3 separate regions of the Mus musculus genome follow, and all the other regions are linked to region 1. Evidence: chromatin loops called from intact Hi-C (ENCODE). Cell type or tissue: left cerebral cortex. All regions are shown on one strand.

The links. Peaks named below come from ENCODE experiments on the same cell type or tissue, not always from the same donor. Only the 100,000 strongest peaks of a DNase experiment are listed, where the experiment ranks them.
Region 2: it touches region 1 in a loop (3-fold over the local background); 3 of 42 quality-filtered maps call a loop at or near these places.
Region 3: it touches region 1 in a loop (2.9-fold over the local background); 3 of 42 quality-filtered maps call a loop at or near these places.

The regions. Positions count from the first base shown.
Region 1 is chr1:86,054,844-86,062,843 of GRCm38, reverse strand. It overlaps 2810459M11Rik (RIKEN cDNA 2810459M11 gene), which reads right to left. Exons shown (of 3, transcript NM_001144993.1): 3 at 7,388-8,000. Among named protein-coding and RNA genes, the nearest start is that of Psmd1, 5.8 kb to the left of the region's middle. In left cerebral cortex, CTCF peaks have their summits at 195 (motif pointing left) and 3,210 (motif pointing left); a DNase peak (open chromatin) is centred at 3,234; H3K4me3 peaks cover 556 bases; H3K27ac peaks cover 713 bases.
Region 2 is chr1:85,931,721-85,939,720 of GRCm38, reverse strand. It overlaps Gpr55 (G protein-coupled receptor 55), which reads left to right. Exons shown (of 2, transcript NM_001033290.2): 2 at 1-184. 4933407L21Rik (RIKEN cDNA 4933407L21 gene) reads right to left here. Exons shown (of 3, transcript NR_037692.1): 3 at 7,965-8,000. Among named protein-coding and RNA genes, the nearest start is that of 4933407L21Rik, 7.2 kb to the right of the region's middle. In left cerebral cortex, a CTCF peak has its summit at 4,088 (motif pointing left); DNase peaks (open chromatin) are centred at 4,341, 5,565, 5,707, 6,360 and 2 more places; H3K27ac peaks cover 2,639 bases.
Region 3 is chr1:85,849,676-85,857,675 of GRCm38, reverse strand. Cab39 (calcium binding protein 39) reads right to left here. Exons shown (of 9, transcript NM_133781.5): 9 at 6,099-8,000. Among named protein-coding and RNA genes, the nearest start is that of Itm2c, 41 kb to the left of the region's middle. In left cerebral cortex, CTCF peaks have their summits at 148, 3,059 (motif pointing right) and 4,160 (motif pointing left); DNase peaks (open chromatin) are centred at 117, 3,059 and 4,170.

The DNA of each region.
Region 1 (8,000 bases):
GTCAGTCTGGTCTATAGTGAATTCCAGGACAGCCAGTGCTATGTAGAGAGACCCTGTCTCAAAAAAACAAAACAACGGGCTGGTGAGATGGCTCAGCTGCTCTTCCGGAAGTCCTGAGTTTAATTTCCAGCAATCGCACATGGTGGCTTACAACCATCTATAAAGGGATCTGATGCCCTCTTCTGGCATGCAGGTGTACATGCAGACAGAACATTCATACATTAAACAAATACATAAATTAAAAACACAGAAATATTAAAAAACAAAGCAAAAACAGAAGTATGTGATAATATATAGGAAAAAAATGTCAAAGGAAGAAACAATGCTGTATATTCTGTTCTCCTCCTAGCAAAAAGTTCCTAATGTATCTTCAGGATTTTGAAATGACAGTTGTGACTTTTACTTACTCTCTTCTTTAACTAAAAAATTATGTATATGGATGATGTATGTGTGTGTCTGTGTGTCCATGTGTCCGTGTGTCTGTGTGTCCGTCTGTCCATGTCCCTGTACCACATGCATGCCTACTGCCCTTGGAAACCAAAAGTGAGCATCAGGTCCCTTGATGGTTGTAAGCCACATGTGGGTGCTGGGAACCAAACCTTAGTCCTTTGGAGAGCAGCCGGTGCTCTTAATCACCGAGTTGTCTCTTTAGTCACTCTCAGGTAGCAGCTTCATCAGTAGACTTACTTCACTAGTCAATGCAGAGAAAATTTTGACAAAGGTTAGTGGTAAACAGTGATCTGTGTATGATGGGGAGTTACCAGGAATCGAATCCAGGGTCATGGTCCGTAATCACTTTAACATCTAGTCTTAGCCCTGGCCAACAGTTCTGTTGAGCCATTAGCTTCTCACCACCAAGCTGTTTGGATAGCAGTGACTGAAACCTATTTCTGTGGCCTTCTCAAAATCTAACATAGTGAAACAAAGCAGTGTTTTGCAGTTGCCAGCAAATTAAAAGTGATTGGTGACATACTTGAGTGTGTGTACTTTTTAATAATTTAGTACTTTGAAATCATACTTGCAAAAGGCAAACTCCTTTAAAGGAGTTGAGCCGATGACTCAAGTTGAAAGGCGCTTACCAAAGAGGAGTGCATAAAAGATAAGCAGATTGAGTGTCTGGGGTACACTTCTACAGAGACACCTTCACATAAAGACCCCTAGGAAGTCACAAGCAAATACCACAAAGTCATACAGGAGTGAAGTGAAGAACCAGCCTGCCTCCATCTTAGGCTTCAAAGCCATCTTATAGTAAAGACAAACTAGGTTCCCTCCTGTTTATGATTAAGCCTGTTTCTCAAGGCTTTGCCCGACTTGTAACCTTAACTACAAATGGTTCTGTGCCACGTTCCTCCTGTATGGCCCTCGACAGGCAATCATGTCTTTGTTTCAACCATCTTGCAACCCTTCCTGTGTTTCAAAAGGTTATAGGACCACCTATGAGTACCTTGTTATGACTAGCTGTTGCTATGACTACCTTGTTATGACTGTTGCTATGACTACCTTGCTCTGCCCACCTTTGTCTTTGTCTGAGGAGGTCATCAGGACTGACTTATTATAATGTTCTGTTCCTGTGACCCCCCCTCCTATTTTGCCCACCAAATCCCCTACCCCTGTGCTGTAGAAAGCCTTGACTTCCCCACATCCAATGCTGACCTCTCAAACCCTGCCTTAGGGGGAGCAAGCCTGTGGACACAAATACAAAGGCTTGCTTTAATTAATTGCTTGCTTTAGTTAATTTGGTCATGATGATTTGGGTCGGTGGTTTTTCTCCTCCCATCCTCTGGATTAACAAAAGCTCTATGAAAAACAACCAACCAGCTCAAAGGCCTTCGATCCAGTTCAGTGGTAGAGCCCTTGTGTCACATGTGTGAGAGGTCGTAGCCCAAGTCCCTACCTAATACTTCAGAGAAAATCAGAGCTCAGGTGCTGGGAGTGCAGCTCAGTGTAGATGTGCTTGTTTAGCATGCTCAAGGCCCTGTTAGATCCCCAGCACCACAAAAGATAAGGTGGGGGGAGGGTGAGAATCCATAGACAACGACATCATCCAAGGCAGTAACGGGGAGTAGAGGGACCCCTGACAAATAAAGTGCGAATGGACCAATTCAGGTCAGCAGCCGGTATGGGGCTTATATGGATGCCGCGCACGAATGCAGGCTTGCATTGTGAAGCCAATGCTTTTTCCAGGAAAAGCCAGAAATAAGAATTTCATGTGTTATCAGGACATTTTTTAGTTATTAAATTTTATTGATTGTCAAGTCCAAAAGAAACAAAGAGTTAATAGGCTTGGTGCCTATTAGCATACCAAAGTGAATGCCGGCCTCCAGGGTGACTCTGTACCTGTGTGTACCAGCTCCTTCCATCCTGCCCCCTACCCTAAACTCCTGGCTCCTTCCCCCAGCTTCTCATTCTTATATAACTGCCATTTTGGCCATGTGCTCTCTTGGTCCCCTCTCGCTTGCCTCTCTCTCTTTTGTCCTGAGCCCCCTCCCTGCCCCCCTTCCCCCAGCACCACGGCCATCTTCTGTCTACTACTTTCTCTCCTTGCTCTGGACTCCTCTGATGCCTCTGGCTATACTCTTCCTTATAACCTTCCCCCCAACCAGACCCTAGAGCAGCCCTATCTCTGTACTTTACATACAGTTAGTTATTTGTTTTTGCAGTGTTTGCAGGGAATCCACTGCCCCTTGCACAGTAAATGTGGATAATGACAACTATGCGAACATCATAGCCCCAGCTCTGGAATTTGGTGTGCTGACAACTGATTAAAAATCCTTTTGAAGTTTAGTGTGTAGCTCAGTAGTCGTGTACCTGCCTAACATGGGTGAGGCTCTGGGTTTGATTCCCAACACACACACACACACACATTGAAAACAGAAGGTGACTAGTTTGCAACTTCTGTCCCATATGGGAGAAGCATTGTGTCTACAGTTTAGATGGTGTGCTTGTCATTGCCACAAAGTTATCTGAGCTTTATACAGCTATTCTGCCCTTTCCAGGATTCAAATGAGCTCAACTTCTGAGGATATAGTGGAATGACAGAAAGGATTCCTACAGAGTGCACTCTGTTCTTAAGGAGCGATCAAAATTTAGGAGGATCATAAAACATCTCAGAGCCTACTCCAGGTTCGCTATGGCCTCACCTGTATTAGGGGCTAGGTGGCAGGCCTGGTCAGCAGGAAGGCAGATTTGGCTGGTTTTACAGCGCCCTCTGGTGGTTTCAAGGCCCCTGCTGGTGGAGGACTCGAGTGGAAGCTCCGCCCAGATTTCCCAGCCAATTGTTTGTGCTGCAGTGTTAGGCAGTAACCAAAGACCTAGCAAATCCAGCAAGCCTGTTTTGTGGTAGAGCCGCTCTATGGCTCTTAACCCCGGGGCTCCTGGTCTCTACTGCCGAATGGTAGTAACCCGTAGCCACCACGGATCTCAACCAGCAACTCAGCTACCCTGCTAGGGTTCCTTTATTGACGACCAGCGCCAAGTGGTTTTAGAGATACACTTTTTTTTTTTTTTTTTTTTTTTTAAGGAGCAGAACCGTGACCCGCAGCCAATGGCATGAATCTCTCCATGCGGTTGCTTGATCAAAGGCCAATCGCCTCTCCGTGACTGAAATTGGCGTGTGTAGACTGAGGCACCAAAAAGATCACTGAAGACAGGGGAGAGGGGCTGGAGGGGCACAGGGTTTTGGCAGAGGGATGTCCAAGTGTTACAGCTACGTGCTTTCTATTTTGCCATTCCCTGGCCCTCTCTCTCTGGGATGGCCAGTCACCCTTCAGTAAGTGGGGGTTAAAAATTACCCTGAACTCCTTTAGTCACTAGTATTTTCCTGGTGCTCATCGCTGTTTACAAAAGCAGTCACATTGTATTTTTGTGCATGTTAGGCAGGTGCTCTTCCACCGAGCTACTTATACATCATGTTGACCACTCCAAGGCAGCTAATGCCAGGAAGGAACTAAACTGCAAGTTGTACTTAACTTGAATCAGTTGACATTACATTTTTATATTGAAGTAGAAAATTTTGGAATTAATGTACACGACTGGTATGTCAAATTAATTTTGGTTCATTGAATTTCTTTCCAATTCAGTTACTGAAAAGCTTCATATATGGAACAATTTGAGGATGCGAATATTCTTATGACTAGATTTAATGGACTCTATATACAAATCAAGTGTTTTCCATGCCACAGCGAGCACGTGAAGTCAGAGGATAACTTGCAGGAGCCGCTTATCTCTTTCTGAAAATAAATACATATGCTAAATATGTATTTATTTCATATGTAGAGTGCTTTGTCTGAATGCATATATGTATGTGTACTACATACATGCTTGCTGATGGAAGAGGTCAGAAGAGGACACCAGATTCTCTGGACCTGGAGTTATAAGTAGTTGTGAACCATCATGTGGGTGCTGGGAACTGAACTGGGGTCTTAACTGCTCAGCTATCTCTCTAGCCCCAGGTTCTCTCTCACTACCATGCAGGTCCTACAGATCCACCTCAGACACGAAGGCTTGGCAGGGTCACTTTTACCTGCTGAGCCATCTCCACGGCCCTGAATTAAGCTGTAAATTTCTCATAGGAATCAGTAATTTGACACAACCAAATGGAAAACGAAGTGGAGACAATGTGGGGGCTCACACTTAATGCCAGTACTTGGAAGGCCGAGGCAGGAGCATTATGAATTCAAGGTCAGCCTGAGCTACATAGCTAAGTTCAAGGTTAGCTTGGGCTAAATAGTAAGACATCAACTATAAAAATGTAAAATGCTTTATTAGCAATTTCCAACTGAAACACAATTTCGGTCTTAGAGTATATATGAGATGTGGGTGTAGTTATGTTGGTCGCCTGTTTTCCTAGTTTGTACAAAACCCTAGGTTCTATCCCCAGCACTGCCTAAAATCAGGTGTGGGGCTAGGGAGATGGTTCAGTGTGTAAGAGAGCTTGCTATCCAAGCATGGTGACCTGAGTCCAGATCTCTAGCACCCACATATCGGGGAAGGAGATAAGAGAATCATTTAGGCTTGCTGGCCACCAGCCTAAGTGAAAGCTGGTGAGCCCCAGGCTCAATGAGAGACCCTGTTGCAAGGGAAGGAGATGAAAAACGACAAGGAAAGACACTAGGGAGCTGGAAGGAGGAGGAGGAGCAGGCTGGAAAGATAGTTCAGTAGTTAAGAGCACATATTCTTTTGCAGAGGACCTGGGTTCAATTCCCAGAACCCACTTGGCAGTTTACAACCATCAATAACTCCAGTTCCTAGGGATGGGATCCAATACCTCTTCTGACCTCTGTGGGCTCCTGCTTGCACGTGGTGTATTTATATATACCCAGGCACACACACAATTAAATAAATGTTCTTTGAAAGTATGTTAAGCTGGGTGTGGTGGCTCATACCCTTATTGCAGCAATCGGGAGGCAGAGCTAGTTGGATGGATCTCCAGGATTTGAGGCCATCCAGGTTTATTTAGTGAATTCTAGGCCAGAAAGTGCTACATGGTGAGACCCTATCTCAACAAACAAAAACAAAAAACCGCATATGATTAAAATGAATCCTATCTGTTTCTTTGCCCCCTTTTTTCCTAAGGTGGCTACTAGAAAATGGAGGGTTTCACATATGCCTTGCCATAGATTTCTTTTGGCCACTCTGACTCATGTTTGGCCCCTTCAGGGTCTTGCCTACTCTCTGGAGCTGTCCATTTGGCCTGACTCTAGGTAGGTTGAGGAGGAGATACCCTCTTGTCAGGGGGCAAGGAGCTGAGCGTGGCCGTCCCCACAACTAGGAGTTCTGGAGTAGGCAGTCCACAGAGACTATAGGCCAGACTGAAGTTAGTCTGTAAGGACAATGATGAAGCCACCAGCAACTTGAAAACCTCCTTCATTGTCAATGAAGGGAAAGAGCTTGGGGCTAAGAGACAGACCCAGTTTCTGAAACTAGAACCCAAAATGAGGACTTGGTTACAAGGACTAAGCAGGGTGCTCTAAGCCCAGCTGAACTTTTGGGCCAGAGTCATGGCTAGAGAGCCCAGAAGGAAGGTAGATGAGGTTTCACCTTTACCAAAGCCACACAGCTCTCCTAGAGTATGCCCTCCCAACACCCTGTTCTCCCTTCCCACTCTCACCCCTGTGCACTTCCTGTGACTCTGAGCCATAACATAGCCTCACAGGCAGCCATGTTCTCCCAGTTAGTAGCCCTGAGTGTAAGACTAGCCGAAGACTTGGGCCAAAGGTTGAAGGCCGATAAGGATGTGTATACGGTTCCTGGTGGTCCAGAACCACCACCCTCCCTCAATCCCAACACCAAGGTTATGCAAGTGGTAGGCTGCTCTGGCCAAATTCCACCTCTGTCCCAATGCTTGATCCACCAGCTCACAAAAACAGGTCAGAGTGCTTGTGCAGCCTTCAATAAAGCCAGCCTCCTCCACCCAGTGTTGACCATGCAAACAGAACAAAGGGACAAAGTCCGGGCTACCTGTCCCTAGGAAGCAAGGCCTCTACCTTGTCACTGCTCCCACCACCCCCAACCCCTGAGAGAGGATTTCTCTCTGTAGACCAGGCTGTCCTGGAACTCAGAGATCAGCCTGTCTCTGTCTCTCAAGTGCTGGGATTAAATGGGTAAGCCACCAGTGCCTGGCTGTCACTGGCATCTTAAAGCACAGACTGCCTTCACATCCCCAGTGGTCAGTGGTCATTATCCTCTTGCTCCAATTTGGTCCTTCCTTCTAGCAGAAAAAGAGGAGCTCAATGACATTGCCAGCCAAGGGCCTCCACATTTGTGGGTTTTGTTTGTTTGTTTTTTGTTTTTGTTTTACAAAAGGCTCTTCCCAAAGCCAGGAACTCTTTGGAGGCAAACACTTGAACAGGAGAGAAACTGTAACACAAATTTTACAAAGGTTTGTCTGAGAGTCAATGAAGGCCTGGCTTCTCTCTGGTTAAATGCACACATAGGCATAAATGTCCATACCTTTTATTGTGTACCAAATCCCATGCTATCTTTAAATTTAAAGAAAAAAATTTCCTTTTAAATATTTACTTCTGGAATGGTAATGGCTCAGCGGGTAACGGTATTTGCTACCAAACCAGATGACCTAAGTGTGTTTCCCTTGGACCGCATGGTGGAAAGAAAAATGGGGTCCCACAAGCTGTCCTGACCTTGACCTTTATGTGTGTGCTATGGCATTTACAACCCTCCTTTAAGTAAAACGTAACAGCAAATAGATAAACAAATGGACTTAATAGCTGCTTCTGATTCCCAGTTATGCATTTTACAGCCCTAGTCACATGGCTGTGGAGAAGTCACCTGGGCCTGCAGGACTTTTAGGGCCACTTCATTTGTTCAGACTCCCTCCTCGCCAGGGTCCCGTGAGAATGGTGTCAGAGAAGAAAGGAGAGACCCATTCTGCTTCTATCAGATACAGCGAGGCACTGTCTGGTTTATTAGAGGTAAGGAACCAGCATTCAGGTCAAAAGCAGGGGGAACCTCCATCACATTACAGGTTAGAACCCCAGGACCCAGAGTGGGGCCTGCCTGGGCAGTTCCTCACACTGGGCTCCCAGGGACCACTGGACCTCCAGGTCTCCAGCCTTTCCTCAGGCCACTCCAACCTCCATGTCTTTCTAAAGTCCCCTGGAAGGGCCCCACAAGACCACCCTTGGTGAAACCCAGGTCTTTCTGTCTGCTGGGAACCACGGGCCACTGCTGCACCTGTTTTACCAGCTGGGAAGCAGAAGCCAGACTCAGTACAAAGACCTTTTCAACCAGTCCCGAGATCTGCAGTTGGCAATTAAAACCACAACCACCAATGTGAATGGTCTGTAAATCACACTTTAGACCAGAGACTACAAACTCAAATGTCCCTGTGAGGAAAGTACAGAGGGGATGGAGCTCCAAGTGAGGGCTGGAGAGGAATCGCCACAGACTGCAGGAAACAACGATTTAAATGTTCAGTTTCCTAAGTTTCAACAAGGGTAACAGATACAAAAGATTTTTAACCCTTGTAACGTCTATCTTAG
Region 2 (8,000 bases), 120 kb after region 1:
GGACAGGAAGAATCCCAGGAGACTTCGTGTGCTTTAGGAAGAAAAGCTAACTAGGTAGAATATCCAGGGTCAGAGGCCAGGGGTGGGATGAGCACATGGGGAGGGGCAGGGGAAGATGGAACTGTAGCTAGAATCTGGGAGCTGTCCACAGAGCAGAAGATGGAGGTGTGGCAAGATGTAGGGGAAAAGAGGAATGGGAAGGGGAGGAAGAGAAGGGAGGAAGGGAAAGACAAGGGAGGGAAAGAAGAGGAGCAAGAGGAAGGCAGACGGACAGGAAGGATGCATGGAGGGGATAGGAAAGTTAAGTAGGGAGAGCAGCTTCCTCCTGTGAGTCTAGCACTTCCACTCCACTGGAAACCAATGAAGGGTAGGCACTTCCAGGCATGGTGGCTGTGGCAGTGTTCAGTGTGGAGCCACCTGAAGGAATAGTTAAGGAGAGAGAGTTAAGGACCGGCAGGTGCTGTAGGGGAGTGAGGACCAGGACCAGAGCCCCATCTCAGGGCTGGGCCTCCAGGGACCCATTGGTGGCGATTCAGGGCTATGCAGACCTGAGAAATGAGGTTCCCAGCCTTGGATGCTGTTTTGTCCCATTGCTGTCTTGGACAGAGATAATACCTGTGACACCGGGATAGACAGCTGCTTCAGGTTCACCCATGAGTGGGGTAGGTCTTGGAACCACCTCCTCTGTGTTCTCTCTGTAAAAGGAGCTGTTCACCCATCCAACAGAGTCAAGTGGTCCCCTCCATGTGCAAGTGTGTCTGCCAGGCAAGATGACCCAGAGCAAAGGCTTTAGTAGGCTGAATAGCCACCTTCCCCATGGATGACCAGAGCTAAAACCTGGTGTGTGTATAGCAACGCTCTATGCTGGAAAGATCTCTAGGTCCCAAGAGTACCATTACCAAAGAGGGCAGGAAATCTAAAGCCATAAACTGGGGAAAGGTAAGGACAGGGCTCCTGGAGTTGTACAGCTGTGTCTCAGATTGGTGACCCTGGACCAGGAGATTGGGGGTGGGGATAGGGTTTGAGAACCCACTGATTCATCCCAAAATAGTGAGTGAAGGAGACTTGCCTGGTGTGTGTCACCAGTCCAATGGTGGCTCAAGTGGCAGTTGGCTCAGCAGTACCAGAAATGGGGAGGATCACTGTTAGTGTTGAAGTACAGCAGAATGCAGCCAGCGAGTGTGGGAAACCCAGCACTTAGTTGTGAAAAAAGCCAGATTCCTGTTACTAAAGCCAGTGGGGCTAGGAGCTATTGTTCAGCCATAATGTGACCTTATTCGTACTCAGCCTTGGAAAACCTGACACACTGGCTACACGTACAGCTGCAAGATCTAGCAAAAATTAATTGGAAAACCAATTCGATTAACATGACTGACCAAATAAATTCATACAATGTACTGTGACCTTGTCTCAGGCTTCAGTTTCTGGCTCCAGAGAAGAACTGGTATTTAATGGCCCCTGCCAAGGGATTGAACAATGTGACCCCTGGGTATCAGGTATGATGTTATAGGGGTCTTATCTGTAACAAGTAGGTCACAGGTGGTTATCAGGTGCATAGCTGGTCTTCCCAGTTGGTGAGGATCCAGACCCTGTGCAGTTTGATGCTCAGTCACGTTGGTGCTTAATTGTCTGTGAAGCCACTGGGTCTCAAAGGCCCCACACACTTGGACTCAGTCCCTTTCAGCCTGCTCTTCCATCCTCCCCACCGTGACACTGGCTCTGTGTCCATGAGAGGCCCAATTCAAGAGACCTGTTGACTACACATCCTCTACTGGTGATGCTCCCTTCTGGGTCTAGTTATGGTGTAAATGTATCTCTCTTTACAGGGAACTCCTCCTCACCTACCAGCACACTTGACAGGCATTTCCCTATAGGCTTAGGTCCAAGTCACCCCTTTTTCCTAAGTTCCAAGGCCTGACCTGGATGTGGAAGGCTGATCAGGGACATCCTTGTCCCTTAACAGACATTTTTCGGTTAACCCCAGCTAACTGGTGGGTGGGTCCTATCCCCTTGGCTCCCAGAGGATTTGACTGGAGAGCACCTATTCATAAACTGCATTCAGTCAGCCCTGTTAGAGTCCCCTCCCTGTAGACCCTTTGAAGTTGGAGTCATTACAGTAACACAGTGAAGATGCCCTGGGCTTCTGAGAACACCCACATAGAAAATTCTACCCTACAGAAAGTTACTGTGAATAACCAGTAATTTCAAAGATGCTTGAAATGACTGTAGGCCCAGTAGCAGCTGCAGAGACTCAAAAGGATGTGAAAGGACTAGCTTGATATGTCAACGAGGAAAAGATAGGATGAGCTTTCTAGCCTGGGATGAAAAGAGTATCAACCAAGCAGGGGTAGACACATCCCTAAGGACCTATATGGAGATGCTATCTACAAAATCCTCCATGCTCCTCCGAGGGCCAGCTCCATTGGGGACAATATCCTTTGGGGGCAACAGAGTGGCTGACAAAGGGTACCGTGAGAATCCCATTCTGAGGACAGGGGACTAAAAGACTCATAAAGGTGTTGATTTTGAGGTACACACCCTGAAACTACTACTATAGTACCTCTCACCTTCTCAGCTGTGCTTCTTGGTAAGGCCAGGGCAGAGAGACCACAGGCACTGAAGGTGAGCAAGTGCCTGTCTCCTCTTCCCTTTGTGAACAGTGCTCTGTGTCGGGAGTGTGGTGATGGTGGTGGTGGTGGTGGTGGGGACATTCACTGTGAGATATAGCAGAAGTGAGGCCTTCTGTCCTTTGATGTCTGCAGAGGAGACTGGAAGGTGTCACTTCAAAGGAATGCTTGAGGGAGCAAGCCAGCAGCTCACCTTGAGGCCCCAGACCCTGCCTTTGTTCTGAGGCAGTCACCTGAGAAACAACCAAAACTTATCTGCACGGAGTGGGGGGTGGGAGGAGGAGGTGGGAGAGAGTGGGAGGGGTGTTGTACAGCACAGTCACACACACACACACACACACACACACACACACCCCACTCGCATGTGGTGCATGCACAATAGACTGATGTTCTTAGGCTTTGGGAAGGACTATCTCCAGCAGCTGGAAGCCCCTGCCATATTTTCAACAGGCCCCCCACCCCACCCCGCAGCCACTCTCGCCCTCGAAACAACGTTTCTTTCCCCCTGAAGGAGCAGCTGAGGCTTTGCTTTCTCTGGAGGCCACCAGGTACAATCAGTTGCTATAGAGTAAGGCAGGGACAGGTGCCAACACAGTGGCGCTTGGTAGGCTTGCCTGCACCTGCTGGACCAGAGGGTGAGAAACCTTTCAGAACCAAGCAGGCAAATGGACTTCTGGCATTCACGGAGGGTGGCATCAGGCCAGCATCTCTGGAGTGTTAAAGTCAATTTAACTGCAGAGGCTAGGTGTTTAAACCATTTTGACAAACACAGATGTAGTAGGTGGTTAATAGAGCTTAGAGCTGTTGCTATTTCCTCCCTGGGATGTCACTCTGGGGAACAGTCAGATATCAGAGGTACAGCCAGGGGCTGATGGAGGGTCTGGGGTATGGCGTCAGTGGCAGAAAGACATTTCTCACTACCCTGGAGGCTGAATGTTCACGGTCTGGCCTGGCTCTGTGTCTGGTTCCTGGTGAGAGCTCTTCCTTGCTTTTGCCTGGGTCTGTACAAGAAGTTTTCTGATTCCTTCTGATAGGGACAGTCAACTGTCTGGGTCAGACAGTTAGCATTTCATTTTACCTTAATTGGCCCCCTAAGGTCCCAGGGTTGGGGTTTCAATGCCTGAATTTAAGTGGGAGCATCCAGTCCACAAGGCTTTTACTCTGTGAACTTGAATAGAACATGTGTGTTTCCTCTAGTTTCTTAACTTGAATACACCCGGCTCTGAGCTCAGGACATTTTACAAAGACTTGCTAACCCCGTTGTCCCTAAACATCTCTCTAGCTCCGGGAATCCTGCATGAATTCTAGAAAGAGAGGCTCCTCAAGACCTACAGAGAGGGCTCAGCAGTAAAGAGCACTTGCTGCTCTTCCAGAAGACCTGGCTTCCATTCCCAGTGACCACACGGTGGGTCACAGCAGTCTGGAAGTCTAGTCTGAGGTCATCTAGTGCCCTCTTCTGGCCTTTTCAGGAACTACGTGAGCATGATGCAAAGCACCCAGACACATATAACAAATAAAATGAAATAAAGAAATAAGAGAGTGCCCTTGATAGGGGAATGGGGGCCGCAGATTCGGTGGCTAAGAACCAGGCCTATGAATGTAGACTCCTATGTTACATGGACACAAGACTTTGTCCTACAGTTCCCTCATGGCTGCAAGCTGCCCCTCCCACCAGCTCTGGTGTCTCTTCCAGAGAGCTCATACCAAAATCATGCTCTGGAGTCTAGCCACCTTCCCTGAACCATTGCCATGCCTTCCCTTCACAGATCCTGTGGCACTTTCTCCATCTAGGCTGGGGCTCCAAAGCCTGGCTTTCTTTCAAGGTAGGGTGAAGCCTGGAGATGTTCAAAGCAGACGCTTCTTAGCATCCATTCTCATAATTGTGATCCTGGGGAAGATAATAGATGCATGGTGTCAGGATGACATGGGGAAGCGCCAGCATCTTCAATCAAAATCAACAGGCATTTGTGCTTCCTGGGCAAATGCCACATGCCCACTCTTGAGTGGGACAAGAAAGACAGAGAGGGCTTACAAGTACCAGTGGTTCCTGAAAAGGAGAGAATAGGCTAATTAGGAGCCCATGTCTGCCCACCATCCTGGCTTTGCTTGAGGTGACTGCAATAGTACCCTGCCACCTTCCCATAGGCTAGTGTTTTCTAAACTTAAAAGGAGAATTACATCAGCAGCTTAAGCAGGAGGACACAGTGCTCTGGTACTTTAAAAGATGAAGGAGAAGCTGCTGTGGTCGGTGGGTCTCAGTTTGCCTGCCCTGTGCTTCTTCAAAGAGCCCCTCTCACTTGCCAGCGACACTTAGCTGCGGTAGGTATCCACAGGGGTTCTGGGGTCTGCGGTGTGAGCAATGGGACTGTGGGGTTCTGGTCTGAAGCCGGCAGCCCCTCTTGTTGTATATTATGGTCTAGTGTCCCTCTCCCCTGAAGAGATCCAGGCTGGAGCCTCGAGGATGACAGCATAGAGAAGTCGTTTGTCCTTCCTCAGGGGTCAGCAAGCAAAGCTGACTTTCCCATTGGGCTCTTTTGACTAGGAGGACCCTGGGGATTTTGAATAATTTAGGGACTATCTTCCTGTCTGAAGAACACGTAAGGACCCAAGCAATGAATTGTGGCAATACGAATAAGGTGAGGAGTTTTACAATCTAGGCCAGTGAGCAGGTCACACTCGCTACCTTGTCATGGTTATTTATGATATTTATGTCTTTGTCTCCTCTTAGGAGCTGATGTCATCAATTCCATCCTCCCAGGATGTCCTTATCTGACCTGCCATGGAAGCTCCTGGGGGCTCTAACTGTCGTCCTCCAGAGTCCCTCCAAGGCCCTCCCACTCCCTGAAGACTCTGCCTTTGGCTCAGCTGTGATCAGAGTTTCTCCCTTCCAGAAGATTCCCTCCTTCAGTCCTTCCTCCTTCACTGTTCCCTTCCCTCAGCCCTTCTGTTCTTGTCCTCCTGCACTCTGTCAACCTGTTTTTAGGAGAGGGTCCCTCCTGATGAGGGTCTTGATTCACAGCTGTCCTTGCTCCTAGGGCTGTTTCCATGGAAACCAGAAGCAAAGAGGTCATTCAAAGGAAAACCCAAGAGCAGACATCTGTGGAAACAGCCCCCATCCCTCGGCAGTTTAACAAGCGGGCTGCACCAGCGAGAGACTGTGCTCTTCCCGAGCTAGGCTGCAGCTGAAATAATCAAACTCCAGAGGACAGCATGGGGGAGATTTGCAGGGATGGCGTGGGGTGGGGCTAGGGTTGGGGGAGGTGGGAAGAGTCTTCAGCAACCAGTGCAACCCGGATGCATGTTACATTGTTATTCATTAGAGCCCTTTCCCATATCCTGTCTGCACTAAGTTCTCCAGCTTTAGCCTTGTTATTTCTCCTTCCGGTGAGAAAGAAGCCGGAGTGTTAGAGCCCAGGAAACAGAACTCCAAAGACCAAAGTTATGAGAGGCTGGGGGGAGGGGGGGTCGTCTTACACTCGCCCACACTCCCAAAGCTCAAGTCCCTCTGACCTTGTGCTTTTTATTATCTATTCAAGTGGCAGAATAGACTTGTCACATGCCTTGTCCTCTTCTGGTCCCACAGAGAATCATTTACAAACCACTGTCTACTTTATGACCCGTGAGACTCTGTCCTGGGCTGTTGTATATGCTCAACGCTCATTAGGTTCCCCCTAAAAGTCACATATGAGTCATCTCAAAATTGTCTACACTCTCTCCTCCCCAACAGGAGTGGGGTGTGCCTTTTTTTGCACCCCACTGAGCTGGTGGGTGGCCACGCACTTGTGACTTTCTGTGTTCTGGTTTTTCCGTGTTTGCACATTCACAGATCTGTATACTTTTTCTCCGGTTTCGTTTGTCTTTGTCAGTTTGTTCAGGAGAAGGTCCAGATGATAGAGGGGAAAATGTCCTTTTGCTACACGGGGTCAGACACAGGGGAGGGGAGGGGAGGGGAGGGGAGGGGAGGGGAGGGGAGGGGAGGGGAGGGGAGGGGAGGGGAGGCAGATTTCTTTGACTTTGGGTGAGAAGCATAATTAGCCAGTTTCCCCCTTAGAGCTTGTGGGGAAGAGGAACGCGGAGTGTTATTTCAAGGCCTTTTGTGCAGAGACCTGATGAAGGGATGACTCTATAAAGCTGGTGGAGTTGAGGCTGGAAACTGGCCTGCCGCAGGACCTTGCTTTGCAGGACCTTGCTTTTGGAGAACAGTGAGACTCGTAGACACTTGAACATCGCCAGCATTTCCCAAAGTGATACTGTGAAATATCTCAGCACTTTTCAGCCTGATTCCTGCCAAGTAATTCCTAAAACCCCTGGAATCACGATAGTGGTGAGCTGTACATGCATACTAATGAAATGACTGGTGGTGGACAGATCTAGGTGGCTTCTGTGGCGGGGCTGCTCAGAACAGAAGTGAAGAGCTGGGTCTCTCAGACCCATTCTCAAACTTCTGGCAAGTAAGGGCGGAGGGCCGGGCTAATCACCGGTGATCAATGAGTTAATCAATCATGCTTTTGTAAGGAAGCCGCCATAGCCCCCCACCCTCCACCCCAGAGGGCAGGGCCTGGGCCTTTCATAGAGCTTAGAGCACGCAGGGTCCCTGAGGACAAGGTGCCCAGAAAGGGCACGGCAGCCCTGCACTCCTACCTTCCAACTTTATCTTGGGAATTTTTTCATCTGTTCTGTGGATGTTTGTAGTATCTTATGTGAAATCTGTAAACTCCTTTTTTTTTTTTTTTTGAGCCCTTCTCTAACAAATTATTTGAACCTGAGGAGTGAGTTGGAAGAACCCCAGTTTAGAACTCTGGGGTTGGAAGCTTAGATGGGACAGCCAGGGCTGGTGGCTGAAGGAGGTAGAGAGTTTTGGGGGACCCAGTCCTCAGCCTATGGTATCTGATGCTACCTCAGAGTAGTGTCAGAGCTGTAGTGAGTCAGAGGGCACACAGTTGATGCCATTGAGGACAGACAGACAGACAGACAGACAGACACACACACACACACACACACAGAGAGAGAGAGAGAGAGAGAGAGAGAGAGAGAGAGAATTAAATGATCTATGTTGATTGCTGAATGAATGTAGGTGCATACCAGGTCTCTGTGCCCTCGTCCAATGTCTCTACTCAAGATCCTCTTGGATGTCCCCAGAGGCCCCGAGCTACCCCAGATAGGTACTCTGCACCCCAACAGAGGTCAACATAACCTAACCCGGACCTGGTTTGGATACTTTTCTCATCTAGTTCACCTTATTTACCTCTTCTGTGCTGCAGAGCCGAAAGTGCCAGCGCTTGTGTACCAAGCCAGTGTCTTCTGATATAGGCAGTGGGAATAAATGACTCAGGCCGGTTGGAGGGACCTCAGCAGAGCTAAGACTGAGACAGG
Region 3 (8,000 bases), 210 kb after region 1:
TTCCTGGTCCTGTCCTTGGGATGAAATCATTGCTGATCTACTTTCCACCAAACACAGGCTATGTCACATCAACGGTGGCTGAGATACAGTCTCTGGTGCCAAGACTCCTCCTTAGCACAATGTTCTTCCAGCCCCTCCATGTGGCAGCAGGCATCAGTGACTCAGTGTTCCCTATAGGGACCAGGCACACTTAGTTCAGGAGTCCAGAGCTGTTGGATGCTTGGATTACTTCAAGGCTGTGGTGCTAAAGACTGCAGCTGCAGACACTTGGCACATGACACTTTCATTTTCTTGAGAAGATTCCTTAGAATCTGCCCCCCCCCGCACACACATCAATTAGGAATTAAGAAAATGCACCCCCCCCGAAATAGTCATAGGTCAACCCGAGGGAGGCAATTCCCCAGTTGAGAGCCCCTCTTTCCAGACATGTTAGTTACTTCCTTCTCGAAGGCCACAATGGGGTCATGTTTTACTCTTTCCATATTTTCTTTCCTCAGCCCTTCATTTCCAACTATTTGTGAATTTTTCTTTATTTAATATTATACATTTGTTTGAGATAATGTCCTATTCTATTAGGCCTGAAACTGATTATGTAGCCTAGGCTGGCCCCAAACTCCTTTATCACACGTGGCTTTATCTGTGTCTTTGAATCCGAGGAATGACTCTCGTAGACAGAACGTCATTACCAGATCTGGCTGGTGTTTTTTCACTGGTCAGATAGGAGAAGCCTTTCAGCTGGAGTAGACTTTAATATTGTCACCAACATTAGCTGTTCAGAGCCTGTACAGTAGCTCCTATCTCTCTTCCAACCCCTTTCTCATTAGAAGCATCTGACTACTGTTCTCAAAAAATGTTTTTGGTATCATTTTAACTCTTGTTGAATTTTTTAAACAGCCCTTTAAAAAGTGGCTGCTCTAGGTATCAGTATGCGTTTTACCAGGCTTTACTGATGTTTGATGCTAACTCCACTGGGGTAAAATGTGAACCTTTGCTCCGCCATAAGCCAGCTCTGCCCCTCTTTCCTGTGTGCCATTACATCATAGACAGCAAACCTACTTACAAAACTAGCAAAACACTACAGCACTGCACTTGTCTTATATAAACTTGTCTTTTGGAAGTCAGAGGAAAAAGCATATTTATCTGTTTTGAAAACCTACGTATTCACCTTATCTGGAACACTTCTTGCTGTAGATTTAATTAGCACCAGCTTATCTTCAGCCTAAAGAACTTTCTCTAGTATTGACTTCCTCTGAGAGAGGTCGGTGAGCAGTAAGTCTCCCAGTCTGTGTGTTTTTGGAAATGCCTTCATTTCACCATCACTTTTGAAGGTCAGCTTTATTAGATATTACTCTGACATCTTTTTCAGTTGTGTTTACTCATTTCCATGTACCCTTGTGCCATCGGTCATATTTCCACTGTGTGGGTACCAGGGATCAAACTCAGGGCACTGAGTGATGTTACTGGCTAAGCCACATCACCTAGGGTTCCTAGAGATAGAATTCCTGGTTGATTTTCTCTCTCTCTCTCTCACACACACACACACACACACACACACACACACACACACACACATCTCTCTCTCTCTCTCTCTCTCTCTCTCCTCTAGACTATTTCTTTCTTTACCCTCCTCTGGTTTTTATCCCTCTAAATGAGAGAAATAATTGTATCATTGTAGCCCTGAAAGGTTTTGTTGTTTGATTCTGATTTTGTTTTGTTTTGTTTTGAGACAATGTTTCACTATTTAGTTTAGTAGTCAGGGCTGGACATCTCCATCCTCCTGAGTGTTGGAACTGCAGGCAGCAGGTATCAATGCTCTGGCTCGGTGAGTAGCTCTTGTTTCAAAGCTTTGTAGCTTTGTCAAAGTAGAGTTCTTTTCTGAGGACCTCTGCACTGATCTTATGAGTTCATTGAGTGTCTTGGATGTGCTGGACAAAGGTGTTGGGTTACTGTAAACTGACCTTCAGATTATAATTAGGTGATCTTGACTGAGGTGCAGGGGGCAGCTGTAACTTGGCGGTGCCCCGGGCCGGGAGTCTGCAGAACACCCAGCCTTGTATTAGACTCCAACCTGGAGCTGACCAGTTCCTACTTTCCCTCTTCTTGGTTCACTTTTGTGTCAGATTCTGGCAGGGTCATAGTATCTCCACACCTCAGGAATGCTCTAGATTCTAAACTGGGCATGGTAGCATACACTTGTAATCCCAGCAGTTGGGAGATGGGGGCTAGAGGATTAATAAATTTGAGGCCAGCCAGGATGACATAGCAAGACCTGTACAAAAAGAAAATAGAACAGCCAAGAGTGGTCAGGATCTGCAGTTCCTTCTACTGCCCAACCACTGCTTTCCTGGCAAAATGTGGAGGAAGCTGTTTGTGGGCCAAGTGGCCTATTGTTATATTCAGGGATCTTCCAGGTTCTAACTCAATGCTTCTCAACCACCTTCCTAATGCTGCGACCCTCTAAATAGTTACTCAGGTTGTAGTGACCCCCTCCAACCATCAAATTGTTTTTTGCTACTTCATAACTATACAGCTATTTTGCTACAGTTATGAATTGCAATGTAAATATCGGATATGTGGGATATCTGATATGTGACCCCATGGGGTCGAGACCCATAGGTTGAGAAGCACTGCTCTATCACTGAAACCAACTCTGCTTCCCAGAGCCCTGCTGATTATCCCTCATCTCCCTCAATCTCTCAATGTTTGCATGAAGCATTCATTCCCTTACCAGGCAAGGCATTCAGGTAAAGTCCTCTGCCACCTTGGGGATTTCTTAGGTTCTCCTTGCCTCCACTCTTATGGGGTGGAAAGACATATGTTGCTTGTATTCTTCTCATTAGCACAAGACCAGAGACTTAAACTTGCTTGGAAGAGACTGAGGCCAGAGCTGCTCAGATCCCGTATTCTGAACATAGGATCCCTTTCCACTGGGCTTCCCAAGTCATCATGTGTTGATGACCTACTGTGTGCTGGGCACTTTCCTCAGGCCCCCTAGAAAGCCTAAGAATTGGCTTTTACTCTTCTCCCCATCTTGAACAGAGATGCAGCAAGGCCAGCAGGGGGAGCAGAAATGAAGCAGGGCATGCTGGGGAGAACTGGAAACCCTGCTCTGTCCTGGCCCTTTATGTTTGCTTCCAGGTGAACTTGACATTTTGCTTCTACTGTTGTCAAAACCACAGCCAGATTGAAACGGACAGATCCTTTCAGTGAGATAATCCTTAACACCTGGTTCTTCCCAACCACAAGTCAAGGGTCAAAATTCCACATCTTCCATGGAGAATACAGGGTGTGCGCTAGACGTGCTCTGTAGACACCCTTGTGTCCGTACAGTCCATGAGGAGCAAAATGCCACCCAGATAGCCCACTCACACTTACAGTGCCTCCTGCCCTCCGAGGATCCCAGAGACTCTGGGGGCTGTCATTCAGATGCTGTGTATTATAAGCCTCCTAACTTTCAATGCCTGGAATGTTCTCCCTGACCCCAGAGATTTGGCTCTGGTCTTCTAGAGGTGCAGGCAGGGCATACGGGGTATCCATAACAAGCAGGTCCTGGTCTGTGGGGACCCATCCCAGGCTAACATCTCAGTGTGGGTGCCATGGGACATTCAGTAAGAGAACACATTAAGTCTCAGATGCTGCCTTGTCCTCAGCCAGCAGTAGAGCGTGTCCACAGGTTCTGTAGCCCACAAAGAATGTTAGATGTTGGATCCCTCTGTGCTGCTTCCAACAGGCCAAGGCTTGGAGAATGAAGGGGGGCTTTCAGAGCTTGCCTCTCAGAACCACAAAGAACAATGTCTGCCTGCTTGGTGCAGAAGGCAGAAACACCACTGGCATACTCATGTCAACACCACATTCACCCAGGGCTTCCTCTGCTCCCCACATCTGTTTCTATCCCTACCTAACTACTCCAGCTTGTTTGAAAGTGAAGTCCCTCCAACAATCTCCAGGCTGCCCAACACCAGAACCTAAATAAATAATACAAAAAAAAAAAAAAACAAAACCAAAAAAACCCACCAGAACCAAAATAAATAAATAAATAAATAAATCAAACAAACAAAACCCCCCCAAAAACTGGACTCCTAGGTCTTTTCAATGCCCAGATAAATCTGCAGCACTAAACCAAGGAACTACACTGCCCTCCAGTGGGCTTAAAGCATAAAAGCAGCTCAGTGCAGCCACCTAGAGGCTGGGTTGCTACAGGGATGGGGTGCTAGGCAGGCTGTTTGGGACAGTCTTGGGACACAGCTTCCAATGAGGCAATATCATGTTTGGGACCAGGTCTTGGGAAACACTTGGGTCAGTGAGGATCAAAGCTGGGTATTATGGTGGATGTTGGGGCTCAGACCTGCTTCAGAGTCCAGAAGGCAGATGAACACACTTCAGACAGATTGAGAAGCAGTTTTTCTTTTCCTACGAGCCAGTTGTCATTCATCATCAGAGAAGTTGCTGGGTCCTGAGAAGGGCCCCGTGGCCATCATATATAGGCAGTGTACAAGGCACACTGATGGTCCTGAGTCCAAGTTACAGATTGGCATCCAGCTCTACCCACTGGTAGAAACTCCAAGAGGGCCAGGACCCCAGTGGCTCCTGGGAGTTTCCAATGGCCTGCTAGTCACTGAGGCCACTGTTCACATCTGCATCTCAACAGAAAGGAAACTCCACCTAACTCCACCTACTGCAAAATGTATCTATCCCCATTTCCACCCAACAGAGTGTCACTGAGACACATTCCAGGGACCACAGAGTTGCAGGTGGTTAAGTTATTGCCTGGGAAGTTTTAATTTTGATCAGCTAAAATTACAAAACCTGTCACCTGTGTGCAAATGCAGATTATGTCCATAGACACCTACAAGGTACTTGAGTTGCAGGTAACTGCAGAGGATGTAATCTCTTATCCAGGAACCTGGTGTGTGTGTGTAAGGGAGAGAGAGAGAAAGGGAGGGAGGGAGGGAGGGGGAGAGAGAGAGAAAGAGAGAGCGAGAGCGCTCTCCAGGGACACAAATACAGGGAATCAGACATGGGTTTCTGAGGTCCTTGTAGGGGATGGTGCCACAACAGTTCCATCTTTGTGCAGTCACTGGCCCTCAGGGTAGTGTTGAGTGCAGGGAGACAGATTCCTGGAGGCCCGGAGCTTCCAGGCCTTAGCAAGACAGTCTTGGCCTCCTAAGTGCTTCGTGGAGGGAGGTACATGGGATAACTAGAAGTAAGCTTTAGTAGAAGAAAACTGATGATCACACATGGTAGGAAATTTTCAGATCACTCCTGAGGTCTAGTTGTTGAATTATGAGGAAGCAGCTCAGCGATGGTTGGCAGAGCAACCAGGTTGAGGCAGGGCAATGCAAGGGTAGTGGGATCCCCTACGACCTGGGGTGACTGTGGAACACTGCAGCCCTTGGGGATTCAATGATCATGAGCCCATGAGTCCTTGCAGGTTAGGATGGACATAAGCAGCCCAGGATGCCTGGTCAGCATGCAGCTGGAAGACTGCAAGGATCCCATGGAGACCATGGGGGTAGGGAATGGAATGTGAGCTTCGGGGAAGGTAACTCTGGCCTGGCAGATGAACAGTAAGATGCTTTTACTCTACTGAAGTATCGCTGGCAAGAGCAGGCCCTGTGCTCTGTGGCCCAAAATGGAGAGCTTATTGACTGACAAGGTTAAGTGTTGGCAGGGTTGTACATAGACGAGGAGCCACCTCTGGAGACAGAATAGGGGCCACATGGGCCTTGGTGCCAGAGGACTAGGCTTTCTAGGTCTCACCTTCACCATGGACATGCTCCGGTGACCTGTAAGTCTCCCTGTCAAGCAGTTAGTCTCCACTGTTGATAAAGGAACAAAAGATACATCTACACTCCCATGGGGGTGGGCAGAGGTACCATAAAATGGTACCACTGATATTGAACTTGGAGACAAGAATGGGCTATGTGACACAATAATCACCTCACACAGGGGCAAGATAAGGGTAAAACTGCAGGCGCACTAAACCTTGAGTACGGAAAAAAGTGTTAACTATTTCCTACCCACTGACAAATCACGTGCTTTTGTCTCTTGATGGAATTCTCCACAGTGACATATGACTGTCTAAAGGACATCACAAGACAGTTTCTCCAAAATTTTATTTTAATTTAAATTACAGGGCCAGCCAGATATTCTGATAAGAAATTCACTTTTCCTCAGGAGAAAGGAAACACTTTCATGTCATTAACAATTGTATACATCTCCCACTTTTTTTAAGGGTTAAAAAAAAAAAAATCACATTAAGTAACTGCCTTAAGTAAAATTAACCCTTTATAACACCAAAGAAACCACACCCAGGATAATCGTTCTGGTAATAGGAACCTAGAAAGTGATCACACTTTAAATGCAACTTTTCAATCTTGAATGTTTTCACATTGTTCTGTTTAAAAACAATCCAGAAAGCCTTCTCAGCCCTCAGCTTCCAATGTGTGAGTGACAGTTCCCTGACACACTGCATCCCATCTTCCACAGCAAGACTCTAGCACCGCTCTCTGTGTTAGCCCAAGTGGAAACTGTTCTGTTGTCTCAAGTTCTAAGAGCTAGCTTGGCAAAGAGACACTCCTTCCACTTGGTGAAATGGCCACTCTGTCACCAAATCCTGACTCACAACGCGGTGGCAAGGACTGGGTCACTTAGCACAGCTGAGTCTGCACACTACCCAGCTGAGAATGTCCTTGTCCAGAAGCCTGAATGCTTTCTCTATCTCTACTAGAGACCATCAACTATACACGCACGCACATGGGTAAAGAGAGCCTTGGAAACCCTTTACTGTAGACTGCCATTTAGATGAAATAGAACAGACCTATATTTTCTGGAGTGGTTTTTCTGACTTGTATTCCTTGAAGGAAACCTTAAAACCTGCTAAAACGTCAGCTAGGAGGCTCCTTTTACTGGCCAATGAATAATTCAGTTAGTAAGAGAGGCTAACAAAGAATAATTATGTAAATTTTTTTAGTCAGCTACAGCCATGCTGAATTGGATCGGGCAAACTCTGATTTTAAGTTGTTAGTTGTGATCCGTGTGTCACTAAGACAGACAGACACCATTCTAGTAACTTTATGTAGATACAGTCTAGGAGACATTGTTCTGCTGTGGTCACAGTCACAAAAAGTGGTGCAAAATCGGTTACTTTATAAATACTGATCATCTGCAGCATTAAGGAAAAGGACATTAAACCCATCCATCTCTCCCAGGACATCAGGACCAGGGCTCTTCTTTCCCTTAGAGAAGCCAAAGTTAGAATTATTCAGTTACTCGGCTACTGTACTGGATATTACTCTAAGAAAGAAACGGTGCTCTATAGGAGGTCCCTCACAAACAAAACAAAACAAAACAAAAAAACCAGCATTATTTAGCATAATCTGTATCATTCATAGATATGGCAACCTTAGGACTCATTTTAAATGAATAAGGCCAATATTCTGCAAGAATATGTAGCAGACAGAGTTCCAGGTATGTAGTTCTGCCTGCCAACGGCGCCCCATTGGGTAACTGAATACAAGGGATTGGTTCTTTTTCTTTTAATGCTGTGATCCTTAAATGTTAAAATCAGCATTTTCATGTAATCTCAAGTATTTCAATTACATATGAGCATTCTTTTTTTTGTTTTTTGTTTGTTGCAAAACTCAGGTAATAGTTACATACTACTACAATAACATTCCTCTGCTGTACAAATTAAACGATTTAAAAGAAATGAGCATTCTAAGAATTATATACAAAAGAAACCTGTAAGCAGTGTTGAAATGAAACATAAGGTGTTGCTGCTAGCTCTACTGTTTTAAAACACCTTCAAAAGTAAAATTAAAACACCCTTCAACCTATCCAGGTTTACAAGTTTCAAGAAAATCAAATGTCACAAAGTTCTAGAAAGCTGTGAAAAAGCATATATACACTTTCTTATGACCTTATGAAGCTCCACACTTGACAAGTTGCTAAGCTTCAGTATCAATTTATTTGCACACCAACTTTATCCTCCCCAAAGC